Regions from separate parts of the Mus musculus genome. Here region 1 is linked to region 2. The links are chromatin contacts, found by Hi-C or POLR2A ChIA-PET in ENCODE. All regions are on one chromosome and are shown on one strand. Each heading gives the region's core, a stretch centred on a gene start or an enhancer-like site at or near the end of the contact. The rest is flanking DNA. Distances are from core to core; before and after follow the strand shown.

Evidence for each region. A loop is a pair of places that touch in the nucleus more often than their neighbours do. ChIA-PET counts read pairs that join two places held with the same protein, here RNA polymerase II (POLR2A).
Region 1: a map of v-Abl transformed pro-B cells shows a loop between it and region 2 (4-fold over the local background). The contact joins the promoter of Pnpla8 here to the promoter of Ifrd1 in region 2. A Hi-C loop is called at or near these places in 1 of 37 maps with a recorded cell type or tissue (v-Abl transformed pro-B cells). POLR2A ChIA-PET finds 5 or more read pairs at or near these places in 1 of 5 experiments (embryonic stem cell).

The regions. Positions count from the first base shown.
Region 1 is chr12:44,266,340-44,271,658 of GRCm38, forward strand. Pnpla8 (patatin-like phospholipase domain containing 8) reads left to right here and starts at 2,815. Exons shown (of 10, transcript NM_026164.2): 1 at 2,815-2,962.
Region 2 is chr12:40,220,050-40,224,952 of GRCm38, forward strand. It overlaps Ifrd1 (interferon-related developmental regulator 1), which reads right to left and starts at 3,140. Exons shown (of 12, transcript NM_013562.2): 1 at 2,820-3,140. The coding sequence starts at 2,907. It overlaps Mir1938 (microRNA 1938), which reads right to left and starts at 2,762; the gene lies at 2,663-2,762. It overlaps Gm7008 (predicted gene 7008), which reads left to right and starts at 3,315. Exons shown (of 3, transcript NR_045157.1): 1 at 3,315-3,504; 2 at 4,620-4,673.

The sequences.
Region 1 (5,319 bases), core at 1,565-4,064, 4.0 Mb after region 2:
TTTATTAGGTATTTAGCTCATTTACATTTCAAATGCTATACCAAAAGTCCCCCATACCCACCCACCCCCACTCCCCTACCCACCCACTCCCCCTTTTTGGCCCTGGCGTTCCCCTGTATTGGGGCATATAAAGTTTGCGTGTCCAATGGGCCTCTCTTTCCAGTGATGGCCGACTAGGCCATCTTTTGATACATATGCAGCTAGAGTCAAGAGCTCCGGGGTACTGGTTAGTTCATAATGTTGTTCCACCTATAGGGTTGCAGATCCCTTTAGCTCCTTGGGTACTTTCCTTTGAGGAAGTTCTAATGAGCCAGACTTTAACAGTTAGTAGAAAGAGGGACTATGTACTTAGAGGAGGGAAATACCCAAACAAGATAAAATAACCAATAGCCCTTTGCTTAGAATGAAAGTGTCAAGTACGTGATATGACAGGCATATGTCTGTTTTACATAGGTGAATAGCTAAACAGTTGCTACACTTATCTTTATTCCAAGTGTTAACTGTTTTCTGAAGGCATTACTCTGCTGTTAATATGCAAGGTAATCTACTTTGTACACTACTGAATTTATTTATTTTGGTTGAAATTAAATGATAAAATATTTTTCTTCCCCTAAATTTTATAATATAGAATTGTAGTGTCAATGATTGGACAGGTAATATGTCAGATAAGAAAACAGAAACACAAATACAGCATTATACTTCTGGCCTGTAGGGAAAATGCCAGGATACAAATGAATAAATCACAACCCCGAGCAGTGAGGGCTAGAGGTGAAGCAAGTTTAAGTACAATAAATGGTTTGCTCTATGGGAGCAGGAAGAGTTTCTTGGTTTAAGTACAAATCTGAAGGCTAGGACAGGAGGAAATCTGAGCCAAGAGCATGTACAGAGGCACTAATTATGAAAAGGCTCAATGTTTATGGTAAAATAATGGTGTTTCTGGAAGGTAAAAAATACTGGGCAAGGGGTGAGAAGCCACACAGTTAAAGCTTGTCACATCCCTGTGGTTTACCGAAGAAGTGCTCCTGGCCCAATCTTTCTGCTCTGGGAAAACACATGATCATTTTGCAATTCTGAAAGATAACTTTCCCTGCAGAAGAGACTGGGTTAGAGGTTAGTTACAAACTGTAGAACCAGTTTATGTGAGACTGACATACAGCAAGCTCTACACTAAGGAAAAAGGAGGGCGAGAGCACAGAGCTGAAGAAATTGTAAGAGATGGTAAAGGAAGATCCATTAAGCTTTATTTCTGATTAGAGGTAAAATTACTGACAAGGGAAGGAGAGGAGGAATTGACAGTTGCATGGAAATTTCTAACATAGGAAGAAAATCTGGGTATATTATCTAACTTAAGGAATTACATTATTAAACATTAGAAACAAAGGGAGAAGGCATGGTGAGTTACTGACTGCTTGACCAAGATTTAGTTAGGTTCCTTTTATGACTTTTCACAGTACCTGTCATCTTTTGGCCTCTGCCTTGGACCTATCTAAGTCCAGTGTTAGGAGGAATCGTCTAAGTTGATATGAAATTAATCCCCACTCTTGGTATCTGGTCATTCTCATCTTCTCTCACCAAGAATCTGCTTCTTTTCAGCAAGAATGTCTGTTACCTTTGACGTGATGTCATTTCTTAGTAATCTTCCATCCAATGACCACCCCCTTTGCCTACTGTTCTAAACTCTACTCTTTGTTGTGTCAGAACCTGGAGCTGACAGCTCACTATGGTAATAGTTCTGACCTTCTACCATTTCAATAGTGTCAGGGTATTTTAATATTAGTAAATTAATAATAAAAAAATCAAGAGCTAAAGTTATTTCCAAGCCTTTCTTAATTTTTGGAGTACATATTTGAGCTGTTGTGAGGCTATTTAACAGCTAATACACTGCTAGGGTTTACCAGACAGTATGGTAGACACAACCCAATATCATGTGTTAACCAAATGCCTAGTATGCTCATTTACTCTTTTTTCTTTTTTTTCTTTAATTTTTAGGGGAAAGAAACGTCAAGGTCTCCTCATGTAGCCTGCTCTCGCCTCGAGTTTATAGGCCTACTACATTTTTTACCTTTGTAATGTTTAACCTCTGTAATCCAAAGCCCCTTAATTAAAAACTGTCAGTGAATCTGGCAGCACATGTAATGCCCTTCCTAAAGGGCTTTACAATCATTTTCATTTTAAGGGCTGGCCCTCTGCTACTCTTGAAGGTGAACACTGAGGTCCTAATCTGATGGTCTAGTTAACTAGATAGCACTAGACCTGTGGCGGGTTGTAGTTTGCCTCCCTGGTATACAAAAATTTCAACGTGTTGATTACAAGACCATCAAAGGGGTAGTACACGCTAACTCCCACAAGATGGTATATGACAAAGAGCTTTTAAGTTGACAGACCCCGTAGCTGTTCTAGAAACAAAGAGGAGGTATCACCACAGCAGGATCACAGGGTCCAGCCAGGCTGCTCACATCCAGGCTGCGGTTAAAGCGGTTCCCTGGAACCTAGGCAACACAGCGCGCGCAGAGTCTTCTGGCACGCTCAGCCCAGCTGAACTTATTTCTGAACTATTGGTAACCCGCAAGCAAGCAACCAGGCACTCTACTCTGAGACAGCGCTGAGATTAAAAGCCATTGATCTCCGCCTAACCGTCACAACAGATCATAAAAGTAGCACTTGCCCCTTCCGAAGCGGTGCCTCTCCCAAGCACTCAGCTCCAACAAACTCCCCGCCCCTCCCTCTCTCCACAGCCACGCCCTATTACGTAGGCTTAGGAGGGCAGAAGGCAGAAAAACAGGCCCTAGAGCTTGCGTCACTTCCGCTGGGGGCGGGGCGTAGCGGTGGGTGGTGCTGGTCACGCCAGTGTTTGGGGTCCGGGCGCCGCAGCTGCGAGCAGGCCGGGCGGGCCGATGCGGACCTCAGAGCTGGCGGGAGGCGAGTGGCGGCCGCGGCGCCCGTGACTACTGCCTGCGTCCCGGTGAGTGGCCGGAAGGCGGCGGGGTGGCAGGTGGCCTCCGTGGCGTGGGCGCTTCGCCGGGCTCTCCCGCGGGCGTTTCGGAGGCCCGATACGCAGGCCTCGGGGTCCTGGCGGGCGCTTGGCCCCGACGCCCCGATGCCGCGGGCGTGGCCGCCGGGTGTTTTGGTTGGTTGCGCCCCGCCCCCGCCGGTGGTCCCGCCCAGCCCCTCTCTGCAGTGGCACGCCGGGTCCTGAATGGGCTGTTCTCTGGCAGATCACTGGAGACGCGACGTTTTCTCTGATCTACCTCGACCTTGACTGGGCAGCGTGTGCTTTGTGTTTTGGTGGCTGGATATTTTTACTTCTCAGCGATTTGCTTTTTCTTCCCGTCCTATCCCAGTGCGCTGTTGCTTAAGCAGAACCAGATGCGCGTCCCTTTTAAAAGATGAAAAAAACTGTATGAGTCAGCAGGTTGCAGAGCCTCTTGTCACTGTCATTTCTGTCATGATGCTGGGGGCGGGGCGGGGGGTGGTACGACCAGTTTTCACGCCCATTACAGCAATAACTTTAAAGAAAAGTGACCTTCAAGGAATATCTTAGGAGATAGATGTGACATAAGCGGCTATCCTAGAATGCATTTAAAATTACCATTTTCATTTCCAAGTTGTATTATGGACCGAATTCCTGATTGTCAAAAATATATTTCAGGTTCTCAAGGCGGTTCATTACCACAAGGAAATGGGAAGAATGTTTTTAAAAAGTGAGGATTATTATAAAAGTACATAAGAGTGAATTGAAAAGCTTATGTTTTAGTGAAGCAGTCAGTTGTACCAAATTCCATATAGCTATTTTGTGAAATTCGGTATGCATATTAGATGAATCTCCAATATAAAGACCTCGCTTCATAGTTTTTGCTAATTGTTCTATTCTCTATCTTGTTTTGTATTTCTCCATCTAATTTTAAAATCTTGGTAACAGTGGCCCTCTTCATAATGATGTCAGATTAGTGAAAAGGTCAGCTGCACTAGTCTATATTAATACATCCATACTTTCCCATGCAGAATTGATACAAGAACAGTCTGTACTTGAAGTTGTTTTTTTCAGCCAGTAAAGATGGGATTTGTTACTTTATTTGGGGCACATAACGTTTGTGCAAAGGTCAGAGCTAGACTCTTGTTTCACCTCCAGTTCCAACTCACTCCCAATCGCTTGTATTTTATTCGGTTTACTATCCTTTGCTTTTAAGAGGATCCTTTCCTTCAGTGCTTCCTGGTTTGCTTGAGTGCTTTTCTTCCTGTTCCTAACTTTGGGTACCACTCAAAGTTCTATCCACATTGTTCTCCTCAAAACAAATTTAACTTTTTGAAACCAAAGTCATACATAAATATCCTGAAATGTCAAGGAAATTATAGGGTGCATTTATTTGTAGCTGAGCATTTTAAAAAAGAAAGAAGCTTATTTTTGTTAAGTCCTGGGTATCCAAATACTGCAGGCCATCTCATTTGGCCTTGAGGGTCCAGTTGTTATTGTGTTGCATTTTGTCATACATAAATGTAGTCTCTCTATTTCTATTTCAGTGCCCTGTCATTACTGCATTCTGTAAATATGGAAGAAAATATAGTTTCTTCTATGTTAAGCTGACCCCTTTCCAGGTCTTTCATATTCACAAGTGGCATTTTCACTCCATGTCTGATTTGAAAACTTAAGAGTTTTCTTGACAACTTCTCCTTAACAAGTCCTGTTTTTTTTTTTTAATTATTTTTGTCTTTAATATGTGTAGATGTATGTGTGTGTTTATAGTTAATGAAGTCATGAGTGCAAGTGCCTGCAGAAACAGAAAGAAGATGTCAGATCTCCTGGGAAGTGCAGACAGTTGTGAGCTGGCAGCTGAAAGGAGCCTAATCTGGGTTCTGGGATCCAAGCTCCAGGCTTCTGGAAGAAGAGTACACACTCTTAACCACTGAACTATCACTTTCTTTTGTAACTTTTTTTGTCTCTTCAAAATGTGGTTCACAGTAGAGCTCACTTCTACGTTCTTACACTGTTACTGTATTCAGACCCTTGTTGCCTGTTTGGCTGCATTATTGCAGTTGTCAAATGACATACTCTGTATATTCATTCTACACCTAGCATTTCCCTTCATCTCACAATGTCTGTTAGATAAAATTCCATTCCTTGCCCTAGAGTAGAACTAAGTCTCCCTTTCTGCTTAACACCTGCACTGTGCTGATACATAGCCCTCCTCCTTCTAGCTCTGTCCCCAGGTCACAGCACTCTTCACCTTTTCATTCTTTTTCCTACTTTTTTTTTTTTTTTTTTTTTTTTTTTTTTTTTTTTTTTTTTTTTTTTTGGTTTTTCGAGACAGGGTTTCTCTGTAT
Region 2 (4,903 bases), core at 1,890-4,389:
CTGATACCAAAGTAACTTGGATCAAAGTAGGAAAGCACAGAGAATAAGTGAGGCACCAATGCCAACATTTCTTAATCACTGTGCTAGGAAAAAATAAACACCAGCCTATTTCTGGATCTTTCCTCATGACAAATTATGCTAACAGCTGAGTATATTCTGAAGAATCTTACCATATTTACATACAAGCCAATGTAATTTTAAAACTGTTCATATGTGGCCTGTGTTTAAGATTATTTGTACACAACTTTAAGCTTCTGTCTCTTAACTAACTGGTTTGGTTTCTTCATGATTCCAGGAAGGGGTTTGAAAGGGCAAGGAATGACTGACTGGCAGGACGCCTCAGTGGAAAAGGTGCCTGCTGCCAAGCTGTTGGCCTGAGTTCATCAAGCCCCAAGATCCACACAGAAACTGTGCTCTGACTTCCCTATCCATGTCTTGGTGTGCTCACATTCACGCACAAATAAGTAAATGCACTCTTAAAGCAAGGAAATTCATCTCGTAAGAATGTCTAACATCTAGGTCAAGCTTACCTTGTAATCCTGAGCTAATAACGAGCAGGCACTCTACATATGTGAAGTCCTCCTTATTTCTCAGAGTCTTACTATACAAACTTTTTTCCTTAAAAACCCTGTCTTTCCTGCTAAATCTGTGGCTTTACGTCTGCTATTCCAGCAATCAGAAGTCTAAGACAAGAAGCTGCCTTTGTTTGAGAACAGCTGATGCTACAGTGAATTCCAGAGCAGGCTACAGACTGAGACTGTCATAATAAACAAAATGAGAAAAACAAAAAAGAAAACATAAAACGTGAAAATCCACTCCTCAGATCAGAACACTGCTGTGTAAACTTATCCATGCATGTGAGATCAATTTTCTTGGTTTCCTACAACTCTCCAATTACTTACAAAGAATATAAATAAAAATCCAAGACCCTAGAGATTCACTTAAATCAGATTTATTCTCCCTGTCATCCAAACTTCAATAGAAAAAGTGGTTTCTAAGTAAAATTTTTGCTAACTTCCTTTCGGACTCAACTATTTAGGAAGTAAAACACACGTGGCTCAAGTAGAAAATTACAGAAAAGCATTCTCATCCAGTCCCACTTGCTAGAGGTAGCTTTTATGGTAACAATATCAAAGCTTGCAGTTTCAACAACCAAATCAATTACTTTCCTTTTATAGATGCTTCAAGTGTTTACATTACATATGCTAAAATGCAGTGTTTAAACTCGTATCTTTTCTATGAAAAAGAATTTAAAAGACAGCACTGATGCAGTCTGAGGGCAGGTCAATACACCTTGAGGCAAAATGTGTCTGTCCTAAGAAAAGAACAATACTTGTCAGGAAACTACAGAAAGGAAGGGTGTCTGTGAGGTGGAGACCTCTGTTAACATCTGTTTCCAAATTGTCAGTGTTTCTCCATTGTTTTCATCTTTTTAAAATGAAAACTTTAATAAGACTAGTAAGACTTTATGAAAGAACTCCGGTATTTATTCAGGAGGGAAAGCTTAAACAGAAGTAGCAGGAGCCTTGATTCAACCACAACTAGGTTACATGAACAGTATTTCATAACTTCACAATGAATTTCACCACGCATTCAGGAGAAAGGGAAAAAATATCTAAAGATACATTTCTATTTGTAATAGTCCATACCCAGCCAGTTATCACCTAACACATGATCAAGAGCTTTCAGCTCTCCAGACCCTGGAGGAAAACTTTTGCATTGCCAGTCTCCAATATTTAACATGAAAACTGGTCATTTACTTTTCTAATATCATTCGAATGATCAAAGAGTAGTAGCTAGGTCAACAAATACCTAATGGCTATTATCTTGGTGTGGAACGACTGGGGGCATTCCAATATTCAACTCCATAATCTTAACAATTACTTAGTGAGATGACTACCCATTTCAATACTACTCGACTTATGTCTTGTGTGCAGTCTTGTAGAAGGGACCTTCGGCTGCAATCATTTTTTTTTCTTCTCAACCATATGTTAAGAGAATCGTACATTCAGTTCAGCAATTAACCATCCAGAAAAAGCTTTGTCTTAGCATGGAAGGAAAAAAAAAAAAAACTTATCCCTAACTTTCCAGCCAATTGCAACCTCGGCTTCTCACCACCTCTTATCACTGCATGGAACCTATAGAATGCAGCACAAAGGAGAACGCGGTCGCTAGGCTGGCAGCACAAGGGCTGCGGGGGCTCCCGGTTTCTGCAGGTACCGGGTTAGGAGTGGAAGCCACGCTAAGGGTGGGGCGGTGGCCATGGCTTCCGACGCCTCTACCCCGCCTTAGAGGACCTGCGAGACGCGCAGGAAAACAGCGGGATGGAAGCCACTCGTGCCTCTGCGTCACCCTGGCCCCATCACGCAAAGCTCAGGCCTCGTGACGCAAAAGCCGGTCCAAGCCCGCTGGACGTTTGACACTCCCGAGAACTCCATGTTGGAGGGAGCGCCACAGGCAGCGCAACAGCGGCAAGCCACCGGCGCTCCGCCCCATCTCTAGCTCGATAAAGAACCGGACAGCAGGCAGCGACGTCTAGGAAGAACGCCAAGTCCTGGTCACCCTTATTCTGACTCTCCCTCCGGCCCAAGGTCCCAGTTCTCCCCGCCCCCAGGGCCGGAGCTCCAGCACTGCTCCCGCGTGCCAGCTCAAGAAGCGCGAGTCCCAGGGCATGATGGGAACTGCAGTTCAGCCGTACCACGCGCTATGCAGACTTGGGCGTCCGAAGCGAAGACCGAACTACAAGTCCCACCGCGCCCCAGGCCGGGGTCTCCCGTTCGGCCGGCCAGCCGGCTCCCGGGCGTGGGGACACCCCTCACCTGCCGTGGCCGCCGACGTCGCTGCCCCGGAGCCGCCGCCACCCCCGCCACCGCGGTGGGGAGCGTTCCGCTTCTTGTTCTTCGGCATCGTGGGCCGCCCGGTGCCGCCTACACTTGGAGCTCAGCGAGGATCAGCCGATGGAGCTGCACTGTCTACTCGTGCGTCTGTGCGGCGGGCGGCTGAGAGGCGAGTCTCGGGCTAACAAGAGAGGCGAGGAGCGGCGCGGGTGAGAAGCGGCAGCAGCAGCAGCAGAAATCCCCGTGAAGAGCTGCGAGCGGAAACGATACATGTTTCTCTCTAGCGCGGGAGCGAAGGCGGGGTGGCCAGACCACGACGCCTTAAGTAGCCAGACGGCGGCTTGTCGTCACCATGCGTGGGCGGGCCTCCATCGCTCGCTGGCCAATCGCTGCAGATCTCCCCACCGCGGCGTCCACTGGGGCGGTGCCTGCATTCGGACTCCCATTCCCAGAGCCTCAGTCTGCCCTCGGTGCCTGGGCTGCTATGCCTTAGGGCCGCGTGGAGCTTTGGGAGATGTAGTTAGCGAGAGGGCGCGGCCTTCTCCGGGCTCCTCCCAGTCCGATTGCGTCGTGACCTCGTCCCAACGAGGCGTCCGCCCTGGAATTCACCCGGGTAGTCACCGCGATGAGCCATGCGGCAGTTATGCAGCTTGATGAACGTCAGCTTGTAAGATCACGTGTAACAACCTTTCCCCTGCTAATATGAGGCCCCTGTCCAAGCACAACCATACCCTCCTGTGGGTTTAGGGACGTGGGCTCCCCACCCTCCAAAAAAAGTATGCTTTCAGCTACTTCAACTTGTATTGTTCGTGGACCTCATATTCTAGACTAATATCTCAAATAACGAGACTGATGATTCAGTCTCAGATTTTCTTACAAAGATGTGACCTTGATTCCACCTGCCAGTTTGGAGGTCAGTTTGGGATAAGAGTTTATGAGAAGTTCGCAGCTGGCAAAACATACATGAGTTATATCAACAGTCGCAAAGGGGTTTATTTTCTCAAGGTGCTCCCGTTGATCTGTTTTCCGTGTCGCAACACCCAGTCCTGTTTTCAGGAGCTGCTAGTAGGTTCCTATACTGTCCATATGACAGAACAAACTCACTGACTCGTGCAAGTGACTCACTCTGCACTCCACCTCTCACCTCGGCTTCATTCTATTTCAAGTGATGATAGTAAGTCTTTCTCCGTCTTAATGTCCCTCTTGTACCTTAAGCCAACTTAAATTTTTCTCTCCTTTTCTTTACTGCCATATTCTTAATAGTTAATATATTATCTTCCCCCATATTCTGTAATTTATTCACCGTAATTTATTCAGTTTGTTCATAGTGCCCCCCCCCCAGCAATTGATTTTAAAATGAAACTCAGGGCTGTATCTTGATCTCTAGCCATACATAGCTTCAGTTCATACCAGGTCACCCATTTCAATGTTTCATGCCCAGGAAGGCTGATTATTTACTCAAGTGTCTTGTTTGACTAATCCACCTATGTTTATAGTTGTTCCAGAACCTCACAGACTGCCAGTCCTCCTAACCTAGCCTCTCTCACTGCTTTCTAGATATCTTGTTCTTCTCCTGAACTCAACTGGTCTTCGTTTCCAGTACAGGGCTCTTTTTGTTACTTTGACTTCATTGTTCATGAATGCCCTAACCCACCCCCCATCTTCATCTTAAGAATTATCTCTGTCTATCAAGACCAGCTCAAACACTATCACCTTCACGAAGCTTCGTCCTCACAAGTCTTTGACTTGGTAACGCTCTGCTGCCACTCTCTGTTCCTACAGATCGATCACAGATGGACTGTTCACAAAGATTCGATTGGAAGAGCAACGTTCAAGGTTTGCTTTACTCTGTGTTCTCTTGAAGAACAAGTAAACTGCACAGAGCATGGCTACCAAACTGGGACGCAGACATGGACACAGGCCCCCACTGAGTCCCTTGTGTCTGGACAGGCACACCTGAAATCTGACATGAAGTGAGGGTTCTCAGTAGGTGAGGCAAAGAGCTATACATGTTGACACACCTTATAACCACAAGCTTAATTCTCAAGATAAGTTGATATACAGAA